Linked DNA regions of Homo sapiens: region 1 is linked to region 2. A link is a loop called in an ENCODE intact Hi-C map of the cell type or tissue named here. Cell type or tissue: endothelial cell of umbilical vein. All regions are shown on one strand. Links, peaks and the distances in the headings refer to the core of each region. The heading gives the core; the rest is flanking DNA.

What was found. Hi-C counts contacts between places; a loop is a spot of excess contacts. Peaks named below come from ENCODE experiments on the same cell type or tissue, not always from the same donor. Only the 100,000 strongest peaks of a DNase experiment are listed, where the experiment ranks them.
Region 1: a loop joins it to region 2, with 2.2 times the contacts of the local background. A loop is called at or near these places in 7 of 110 quality-filtered maps.

Annotation. Positions count from the first base shown.
Region 1 is chr9:122,224,049-122,229,426 of GRCh38, reverse strand. It overlaps LHX6 (LIM homeobox 6), which reads left to right and starts at 470. Exons shown (of 10, transcript NM_014368.5): 1 at 470-770; 2 at 1,947-2,018; 3 at 2,397-2,579; 4 at 2,930-3,051. The coding sequence starts at 687. RefSeq lists an enhancer at 2,238-2,743. In endothelial cell of umbilical vein, for the core only: no CTCF peak of the experiment used is centred there; no DNase peak of the experiment used is centred there; H3K4me3 peaks cover 1,984 bases; H3K27me3 peaks cover 2,130 bases.
Region 2 is chr9:122,155,254-122,160,631 of GRCh38, reverse strand. NDUFA8 (NADH:ubiquinone oxidoreductase subunit A8) reads left to right here and starts at 853. Exons shown (of 4, transcript NM_014222.3): 1 at 853-1,005. The coding sequence starts at 955. MORN5 (MORN repeat containing 5) reads right to left here and starts at 724. Exons shown (of 5, transcript NM_198469.4): 1 at 613-724. The coding sequence starts at 659. RefSeq lists an enhancer at 648-942. In endothelial cell of umbilical vein, for the core only: a CTCF peak has its summit at 2,189; DNase peaks (open chromatin) are centred at 791 and 2,211; H3K4me3 peaks cover 1,048 bases; H3K27ac peaks cover 448 bases.

The sequences.
Region 1 (5,378 bases), core at 1-5,000, 69 kb before region 2:
TGCATCAACACAGTGTAATAACGTGTGACCTCCTACGGAATCTATCTCCGCAGATGGTATGGCCATGGGTCCCTCCTGTACCTGTGAGTGGGGCAGTGTCTGAGGAAGATGGGTGCCCCTTGAGGGAGGAGCGGTAGTGAGAGCTGGGTGGATGTGTGCCCGCCGGTGCCTTTGTGTACTGGCGTGTCTCCGAGTCTCTCTGTCGGCAGCTCTGAGTTTCTGTGTGTCTCTGTGTCTGTGTGTGTGTCTCTCTCTCTGGGTCTCTGCCTCGTCGTGTGTGTCTTGCTCTCCCTTGGCGGGGAGGGGATTGGTCACGCATGACTCATCTTGAACCGAGCGGGGCTCCAGCGGCAGGGCGGCCGCCGTTGCAGCTGGAGGGGGAGGAGGACAAGGAGGAGGGAGAGGAGGAGGAGGACTACCAAGAGGGGGAGGAGGAGAAGAAGGAGGGGGCGGGGGCCTCTCCAAGTTTGTCGGGACCTTCTTCCGAGGCAGCGGCGGCAGCAGCCAGGGAGGCCGGGGCTGCGCGCGGGCCGGGGGCGGGGGCTGAGGCCGGGCCCGGGGCGGCGGGGCCGGCGCCTCGGCTCTCCTCCTGCTCCTGCAGCAGCCTCTGCTCCCACTGCGGCTGTGGTCCCCCTCGGCGCAGCTCTCCGCGCTGCGCGCCCGCTGAGCCCGAGGTTCCCCGGCCCATGTACTGGAAGCATGAGAACGCCGCCCCGGCGTTGCCCGAGGGCTGCCGGCTGCCGGCCGAGGGCGGCCCCGCCACCGACCAGGTGAGCCGGCGAACGACTGGGTGAGCGGCCCGGGCCGGGGTCGGGCAGGGTCCGGGACCCAGCCGGGCCGAGCAGGGTGGCGGGCGGTTGCAGGAAGGAGGGGTACGAGGGTGCGCCTGTGAGTGTGTGCTTGTGAGTGTGGGAGCGCGCGCGCGAGCGGGGGGGGGGGGTCGCGGAAAGCGGGAACACATTATGCAAATGTTGGAGGAATTTCTCAAAAAGCGATTTAGTAAAGACACAGGCGAATCAAGAGGAGGCGAGGCCGGTATTGTCCGTCTGAATAGGCGCTGATAGCGCCGATGCGCCGGGGGTTGTGCCGGCGCAGCGCTGAGAATCCCGACGCGGGGCCGGTACCCGGCGCGCCGAGGGGCTGGAGGGTGCTTTTTCCTCCCCTTGAGCGCCTCTCTTTTCTCTTTTTGGTCCCGTTTCGCCCCGATCTCGCTCTCTTTTTGCTCCGGGTTTCCCTCCGACTGGCCCTCGAAAGGCGCCTGAATCCGTGTCAATATAGCTGCTTCAATTTCGCCGCGCGTGTCAGGCGGGCGGGCGGGCGGGTGCTCACCGCGCTCGGGGTTTTCTTTTCTTCAACCACCCTCCGCCCCTCACCCATCTCTTTTTTATTTTCTTTCTTTCTCTCTTTTCTCCTTTTTGCATTTTGTGCCGAGAGGAGAAGGGAGCGAGGAAGGGGAGTGGGGTGGGGGGGCGGGTGGAGAGAGAAAAAATTCGATTTTTAATTACTACCATTAAAAAATCAAATTTGCAATTCTTTGGGCGGCCTGATGGATCTCACTGATTGACAGTTGGAATTGACACTCTGGCTACCTCTTATCTTGGGCATTCACGACAATTTCTAATTGCAGGTAGTTTGTGTGTGTGTGCGCGTGTTTTTCTTCCCCCCTCAGAGGCTTGGATTGCAAGGGAACTAAGCGATTACTTCAAGAGCCACGGGTTAAGTGCAGGGAGAGGGGGAGAGAGAGGGAAAAAATCCAATCCAAATTCAAATTGCTTCATTAGAGAGACACCGCTTTTGTGGGGAAGGGCTTTAAATGCCCACTACAAAGTTAGGACTCATTGTTCGGCGCCGGTTTATATAACAGGCGCGGGGAGGCGCTGGGCTCAGGCTGTGCGGAGCCAGTTCAGCAGCCGCCGCCGCCTGCGTTCCCTCCCCCCCTCCCCCAGGTGATGGCCCAGCCAGGGTCCGGCTGCAAAGCGACCACCCGCTGTCTTGAAGGGACCGCGCCGCCCGCCATGGTGAGTCCGTTTGGCCCTGCCTGCGGTGCCCAGTCCTCCAGCGGCCCGGCCCTGGGGACCTGGCCAGGTTTTCCGGCCACGAACTGCTGCTCACGCTCTGGGGGACTCCCGGCGGGCGCCGCCCCTCTCTGAGCCTCGGTTTTCCGGCAGGGAATGTTGGCTTTAACCGCTCCCAGCACCCAGAATGCGCGTGTTAAAAGTTGGGGCCGTCCCTTCCTCTCCAATAGGCCCTTCCATCCCTGTCCTTCAGTCTACGGCGCATTGTCCTGGGGAGATTTCGTTGTCAATTGGTGCTCGGGGGCCCCAGATTTGTCTCCAAGGCAGCCCCAACTCTGGGTGCCCGGATCAGCGCTCCTCTCCTTCTCTCCCCCGCCGCAGGCTCAGTCTGACGCCGAGGCCCTGGCAGGAGCTCTGGACAAGGACGAGGGTCAGGCCTCCCCATGTACGCCCAGCACGCCATCTGTCTGCTCACCGCCCTCTGCCGCCTCCTCCGTGCCGTCTGCAGGCAAGAACATCTGCTCCAGCTGCGGCCTCGAGATCCTGGACCGATATCTGCTCAAGGTGAGACAGGGGTAGGTGTTGCGTGCGTGTTGTCGGGGCGTGGGACGCAGCGCAGGAGACTGCAGGGAAGCACCGCAGGTCCTCTTACTTCCAAATCCTGGCTCCACTGCTGCCCGACTGCGAAGCTTTGGGCAAGACTTAGGGTCTGCCTGAGCCCCCGGGTTCCGTCTGAAAAATAAGAAGAGTTTATTTCCATTTCCCTGAGTCTCAGTATTACGGGAGAAAAATAGGGGAATCGCATGCACCTTCTGAGCTTCAGCGCCTCTGACTGTAAATGAGACCGGGAAGGCTGGGGCCCGGAGTGAAAGAGGCCCGCGCTGAGCCGACCTCCGTCCCCGCCCCGTCCCCAGGTCAACAACCTCATCTGGCACGTGCGGTGCCTCGAGTGCTCCGTGTGTCGCACGTCGCTGAGGCAGCAGAACAGCTGCTACATCAAGAACAAGGAGATCTTCTGCAAGATGGACTACTTCAGGTAGGCTGCGGCCGCCGAGCCAGCAGTGTCGCCGAGGGCAGGCCCCGGGCGCATTCGGAGGCCACTTTTGCGGCGTGTGGTCTCTCCTCCAGAACCCCGGCGTCCCGAGTGCACTTCCGGCGCGCAGCGCTGGTCCAACCTGCCGGCGCTCAGCGGCGCGAACCCAGAGCTCCAGGCAGCGCGCCAGTGCCTGCACAGGTTTGCGCCCCGGATCTGCCTTCGGTCCTCGCGGTCCATTGGGTTTCGGTATCGTCTCTGGCTCTGTCTCGGGTCCTGCCTAAGTCTCAGGCTTCAGTTCTGACCTCGAGCGCCTCGGTGGAGCTCTGAGGTCCCCATTTCTGGCCCGGACCCACTCGGATCCCAGCCGTCGTCCGGCTGCATTTCCAGTGCGTTCGGGCTTCGAGTTCCAACCCTACTCGGACGTCATTCATGGTGGGGTCTCTCGCGGGCTGGACGCTGAGCTGGGCTTCGGACTCTTGCCCTGGCTCTGACCCTCGCTCCGCTCTGGGTTCGAGTCTGGTCCAGCCCAAAGCACCAGCGCCGCAACCGTCTCAGATCCGATCCCATACCCAAGCGCCTCGTCCTGAACCCCAACCTCTGTCTCCGGCTCCATCTCAACTCATTCCCCGGCGTCACTGGAGTGTCGCATTCTGAGCCTGGGGTCATGCGCAGGCCCCCAGCGCCTGTTCCAGTCCCAGCTTCGCTGTTGTTTTGGCCCGACTTTGGCCTCTCCAGGGTCTAGGCCTTGCCTTTAGGCCGCCAGGATGGGAAGTGGGAGAACTGGGCACCCGGAGCCCTGAGTGGGATTACCCCGGGCTGCGCTCTCCCTACTGCAGGCCGCGTCCAGCAGCCGAGAGCAGCCAGGCGCATCCTCCTGTCCTGCCGCGTCTTGGCCACTCGCCTGGGCCTCGCTTCTAGCCATGAAGCCCGGACCTGACCTGATTATGGGGTCGAGGTCACTGCAGGGTCATGGCCTTGTCTGCTGATCCCAGTGGGAGGCATCAACTGGCCTGAGGCTTGGACCACCAGGCCTATAGGATCAGAGGAGAATGGTGGAGAATCACTTCCTGAGAGGGATGCTTGTTCCCAAGTGCTTTCTCAAAAAGTGGAGAAAGCTGCTTCCCTATAACTACCCTCCAACCCACAGACATCTTTCCTATCCTTGCACAGGAAGACGTCATGGCTTCAGTCTTCCTGGCCAGACCCCTGCCCTAGAAAGAGCCTCTGGGAGTCAGGGAATATGGTGGAAGGCGATCTCCTCCTGTGCACTGGCATTGAGCCTCCAGCGATCTGGAAAGAGAAGATCTTGAGTCTAGGGGGAGGTTGGCAGCATTTGGGGCAAGGGTACTCTGAAAACCATGAGAAGCATGGTTAAAGAGACGGACTCTTCCTTTATGGGATGGATGTAGAAGAGTGTGCAGCTGGGGTGGGGTGGGGGCAGCTCAACCAAGTGGCCTAGGACTCAGTGTGCAAGGAGTGCCTGTGTGTCTGTATTGTCTGGGATCTGTGCAGTAGTGCTGGGGAAAGCATCACTGGGCAGGGTTGGGGGTATGTAGATAGCATGTGTGTTCCTTTATGGACCAACGTTTGTCTTTTAGTTCATGTGTGGGTGTCAAGAGTGGGTGTCTGTATGTGAATGTTGAGACTGTGTGTGTGCATGTGTGTGTGCGTGCACGTGCACGCAAAGTGGTGAGGACAGGATTACATCTGGACTAGGATCTGGAGGTGAGAGGGTGAGGTGAGGGGATTCTGAAATCCCATCATTCCACTCCCACCCTCTCCTCTGAGGGGGCATTCCTGCTTAAGGGCCTCCACCCAGGCACTGAGGGATGAAGGGGGTGATAAGAACGTATTTGTGAATCTGGACGGCTGTGTGTGTGTGTGTGTGTAGTCAGACAGGGGTTAATGGTGTGTAACCAGAGTGTGATGTCTCCTCTCACTGTCCCATCTGAGTATTGGTTTGGCCAGGACAGGAAATGGAGGTTACAGTCACTGTCTAGCCACCTCCCTGCTCTAGGCCTGACTCCAGTTGGTATAAAACATGCCAGATGGGCCGGGTGTGGTGGCTCACACCTATAATCGCAGCACTTTGGGAGGCCAAGGCTGGTAGATCACAAGGTCAGGAGATCGAGACCATCCTGGCCAACATGGTGAAACCCATCTCTACTAAAAATACAAAACTTAGCCAGGTGTGGTGGCACGTGCCTGTAGTCCCAGCTACTCAGGAGGCTGAGGCAAGAGAATCACTTGAACCTGGGAGGCGGACATTGTGGTGAGCCAAGATCACGTCACTACACTCCAGCCTGGGTAACAGAGAGAGACTCTGT
Region 2 (5,378 bases), core at 273-5,272:
AAATAAAACAAAAACGAGAGAGAAAGAAAGAAAGAGAGGAAGGTAGGAAGGAAGGAAGGAAGGAAAAAAGGAAGGAAGGAAGGAAGGAAAAGAAAAGAAAAAAAAACTGTTGAATTGTTTTTTACTACTAGTCCACTACAGTGATTTGTGTATATAATCCTCTATAATAATCCCTAGATCGTGAACTCCTCCTGGAAGGAAGCGACCGTGTAGATTCAGATTAGCCAGTCTCTCTTCCCTAATCTTCGTGTTTGTTTTTATAGCATTTACCATTATCTGTAATTATTTTATCACTTATTTGTTTATTGGCAATACATCTCCAACTGGATTATAAACTCCATAAGAGCAAGGATCTTGACATTTTAAATATTCTTATTCCTATGTTTAAAACTGGCAGATAGCACACACACACAGTCAATGCACACACACATATAAGTATATATGGAATGAATGCATCTTAGCTTTGCTGCTTATTAGATATGGTCCTTGAAAAAATTACTCGGGCAAGTTTGTGAAAGTGCCTGGCACAAGGTGTTTCGCAGAAGCAAAAAGCCGTCTTTTTCCAGTCACAGCTATTCAAGGTATAGTAAGTGAATCAAATGAGCCCCTTACCTCCCATCTACATATTCCCCGATATATTTGCTCCCTGTGTACTCCATGGCGCCTGTTTTTAGCTTCCAGCTGTTAGGATCCGGAGTCTCAGTGGATACGGCATCACTATGACAACCTGGAGGGGTGGGCGGAGCCGAATCGAAGCCCCACCCCGCTGGAGGCTGAAAAGTTCTTGGTATTGCGCACGCTCCCTCGCTCGTGGTTGGGCAGGGCAATACGCCTGCGTGTTGCCGGATGCGCATGCGCAGGCGCCGTGTGGCACTCGGCGGTCGAAAGGGGAGTTCAAGGAGACGGGGGCGACGCGGCTGAGGGCTTCTCGTCGGGGTCGGGGCTGCAGCCGTCATGCCGGGGATAGTGGAGCTGCCCACTCTAGAGGAGCTGAAAGTAGATGAGGTGAGGCTATCCGGAGGACAGGCAAGGGAGACATGGGGCTGCGGCTTCTCGGGCCTGGGCCTAGCCCCCCTTGGGCTCCGCGGATCCTGGGACCCGGGCCCCCCTCCCCAGTCCTCCAACGCATATACAGGTCGACCCCCGGAGGTCCCCTCCGCAGCTTTGGGAGTCGCCTCCCCTCTCTACCCCACCCTGTCGCATCTTGCAGTGGCTCTAGAATCCTCCCCCTTTCGCCCTCCACAGCGACCTATTTCTCCTTCCGTGAATAATAGTGATACATTTTATTAAGCACCAACCAGTCATTTTACTTAGCTTATGTCGCTTAATCCTCAAACTTGCATGCGAGGTGAGTATACAACCCTAGGGGCTCACAGTCGAGGGAGACGGTCATCTACCTTAAAGTGGTATCACCGGTGCAGAGTGCATAGAGTGGGGTGACGAAGCCGCGGGAAAATGAGACAATATTGGAGCGTGCATCTACTCACAGCCTTGGGAAGGTGTTTGGTAACAGGACCCATTTAAAGCATTCGTTTATTCAAGAGATATCATTTCAGTAATTAACGTGTACACATAACGCTGGAAGAGATATACTTCGTGCTTTCATGGACTTTACAATCCAGTAGGGAGACAGACACATAAAGAGGCAGTCACAGTACAATGTAGTTAGTGCTGTGAGGAGTGAAGTAGAAACATACCCTACTAATTATAGCTAACATGATCAAGTCCTTTCTAGATACCAGGCAGGATGCTAATTACTTTCCATGCATTAATTCATTGAATCCTCCCAGCAACACTATAAGGTAGGATATATATATATATACACACACATACACATATATATACACACACACAATTGGTGTGTATATATATATACCATATATATATATACACAATTGGTGTATATATATATATGTATATACCATATATATATACACACACACAATTGGTCATATATATATATATACACACACACACACAATTGGTCGTAGCGTTATAAATAAGGAATTAGTCCCCGAGAGTAGAAATGATTTGCCCAAGGTCACGGAGCTCGTAAGTAATAGAGCTGGAAGTGAACCCAAGTCTGATTTTAAAACCAATGCTTTTCCACTATATTATGGGTGAAAACTCACAAGAATGAGACGGCCTAGCAGAACTTGTGTGTTTAGGGAGCCAAGTACAGTTTGATGTGACCCTAGTGGTGGTGGTGGGAAGCAGCAGGTGCTGAGCCTGGAGAGGCAACTTGGGCTGAGATAGGACTTGGAAGCAGCTTCTACAAGGCCAGACCAAACAGTTTGGACTTGATCCAGTAAGGGAGGTGGTGGGAAGAGTGGAAGGTTTTAAGGCAGAGGAGTGTCATGGCAGGGCTGGATAGTAGAACAGGCTATATTAAAGGAGAGGAAGGCCAAGACTAGAAATGATGTACCAGCAATGATATACCCGGCACTATGTTAAGTGTTTTGTTTGTTTGTTTTGTTGTTTTTGAGAGTCTCGCTCTGTTGCCCAGGCTGGAGTGCAGTGGCGCGATATTGGCCCACTGCAACCTCCGCCTCCCGGGTTCAAGCGATTCTGCTGCCTCAGCCTCCCGAGTAACTGCGACTACAGGCGCTCATCACCACACCCGGCTAATATTGTGTATTTTTAGTAGAGACGGGGTTTCACCGTGTTAGCCAGGATGGTTTCGATCTCCTGACCTCGTAATCTGCCTGCCTCGGCCTCCCAAAGTGCTGGGATTACAGGCGTGAGCCACCGCGCCTGGCCGTATGTTAAGTCTTCTACCTGCAATGCTTCATTTAATCTTAGATGCCTGTGAGAGTGGCAACTGTTATTTTCCTCAGAGGAAGAAATTATTAGCTATGTTCAGGGACTTTATTATATTAAAGTGACATTTACTCTGAGGTGGCAGAGGGGAGCTGCCATGTGGCCCCCACTCTTTTGTTCCCCCCGGCGAACCACCCCCCTGCCCCCACCCCATGTAGCTGGGTTAATCTTGAGTTGCTGTATTTCTTGTTGCAATTTTTATTAGGTTCAACAAACATCTGAAGTTCTACTTCATACAACTGATGTATCTGAAATACATTTGCCTTTAGTCTTCACACAATTGAATGAACATACGAATAATTACATAAATAACTAAAATACAAGACAAGGTGTGATTAAATACTATGAAAGGGGGAAGATGTGGTTTAGGAAAAGATTTGAAGTTGTATCTAAATTCTAGGCCTACCTGCCGGTCACCTTGATTACTTGATTTTAGCATTTGCAGACATGGTTATTTGTAAGATGAGGTGATCCCAGCTATAAAATTCTCTGAAACTATAAAGGGAATAGAGAAAGCACTTTTTGGACATAATGTAAGACATGACTAAATGGCATATGAAGAATGGCATTTATGGGCGGAGATGAAGAGAAGACCCCTCTAAGTGAGGGTAGGGTCTGAGCAAAAGTAAGGAGATGGGAAAATGCAGAGAGTCAAAAAGGAGTTCAGTGTTTTGAGAGAACAGTAAATAGTCAGTCCCTTTTTGAAATGTTGTGGTGAGAAGGGTGGAAAGATAGTTTGGGTCCAGAAGCCTTTCAGTACCCGTTAAGAAGTTTAGGCTTTATTCTGCTGTTAAGGCTGAATGAGAGTTTGGTTGCTAATATAATAGCAGAGTAAAATAAGAATTGTCATTTAGGGAGATCACGGTAGCAGCTGTGTGAAGAATGGATTGAAGAAAGAAAAAGAAAAGCAGGGAGACTAGTCTCAGTGGCTCTTAAAATTATTGAGAAAGATGTTAATGATCCCAGTGTAATTGGTGCTTACAGAGACTGTGCTTACAGAGAGCAAAGAACAAGTATATCTAGAATTGATCAGACTTAGCAATGGATTAGATATTGGAGGTAGGGAAGGTTGAAGAATCAAAGTCAGATTTGCAGCGTGGCAATAGTACTGGTGAAGCCAGAAAAAGGAGCCCGTTTGGAGAGCGAGTTAAATACATTTTGGACCTCATTGGCTTAGGAGTTATGACACATCCCCATTGAAAAAGCAGTCAGAAGCTTTGGACTGGAAAGTCCTTGGACACATTTGATAATTTTGAGTAAAAATAAAAATAGCTAATATTTATGGTGTGCTTTCGATGTGATAGGCACTGTTCTTATTATTTTTATATATATTAACTCATTTAATCTTCATAACAGTTCTATTAAGTACTATTCTCTGTTTTACATAAATTTAGGAAAACTCAAGGCATGGTATAAATAAAGTACTATAAAAAGAGGTACAGACGTAGTTTAAGGAGACAAGGACAGGACTAGAAGGTTGATTGGCTCTAGATGGTGACTTTGTCTCAGTTTCCACACCTGCAGACTGTGTAGCCCTGCTGTGCAATGAGGCTGTTGTGAGAATAAATGAGAAGGATGTTGAAATTCTGTGTTGTTTGAGACAAAGAGATCTGAATGAATTTGAGACGGTATTCATGGTAAACAGCTGTGAAAGGATGTTGTTTCTGTTGGAATTCATCAGTCTCAGTGAAGAAGCAGGTGAGGGGATATGGTGACATCTCAGGCTCATCCACCTCAGTGATGGTGATATAATGGGAAGAAGCCTGGTTGGAGGTCACAATCTCTGTGTTCTAGTTCTGGGGTTGCCACTGACTCACTGTGTTGTCTCTAGCACATCCCTCTTTTTCATTAATTACGAAACAGACTCAATGTCTTCCTTTATTTTCCTGTGACAGGGATGGTGTTTTATATGCTCAGCAACATGTGTATACCTTCATTTTGATAAGATTTCCACATTTGTAGGGAAATAAATAATGCGTCAGTCTTTTTGGGCCGTATAGTTTTGGGCCTTTGAATAATTGAATCAGCCAGTTAAAGCTCTTTTAAGGCATATGACAAGTAAATATAACTGACTTAATTATTAAAATATATTAAGCTTTTAAAAAAGTTTGAGTGTTAGTTTTTATTCTCCTAGCTGTTTATAGGTAATAAAACAAGCAAATGTGTGCCAGTTTACCTAAATAAATTCTTTTATTTTCAAAAACTTTAATATGAAAACTTTACAGATTTTAAACATAAATTTATTAGAGTCATCATGGCAGATTTCACTTATGTCATAACTTTATCTTTGATAATTATAACAGTTGCACTATTAATAGACATAGTCATAACTTTATTCTCCTTTCTATAGTGTATAGATTAATTACTCTTGTCATCTTTCCTTGCCTTTTATTAATAACCTAGCTGCATAAAGTGCATAAAAAATAAAATTACAGCTGGGCGTGGTGGCCCACGCCTATAATCCCAGCACTTTGGGAGGCTGAGGCGGGAGGATCATCTGAGGTCAGGAGTTTGAGACCAGCCTGACCAACATGGAGGAACCCCGTCTCTACCAAAAA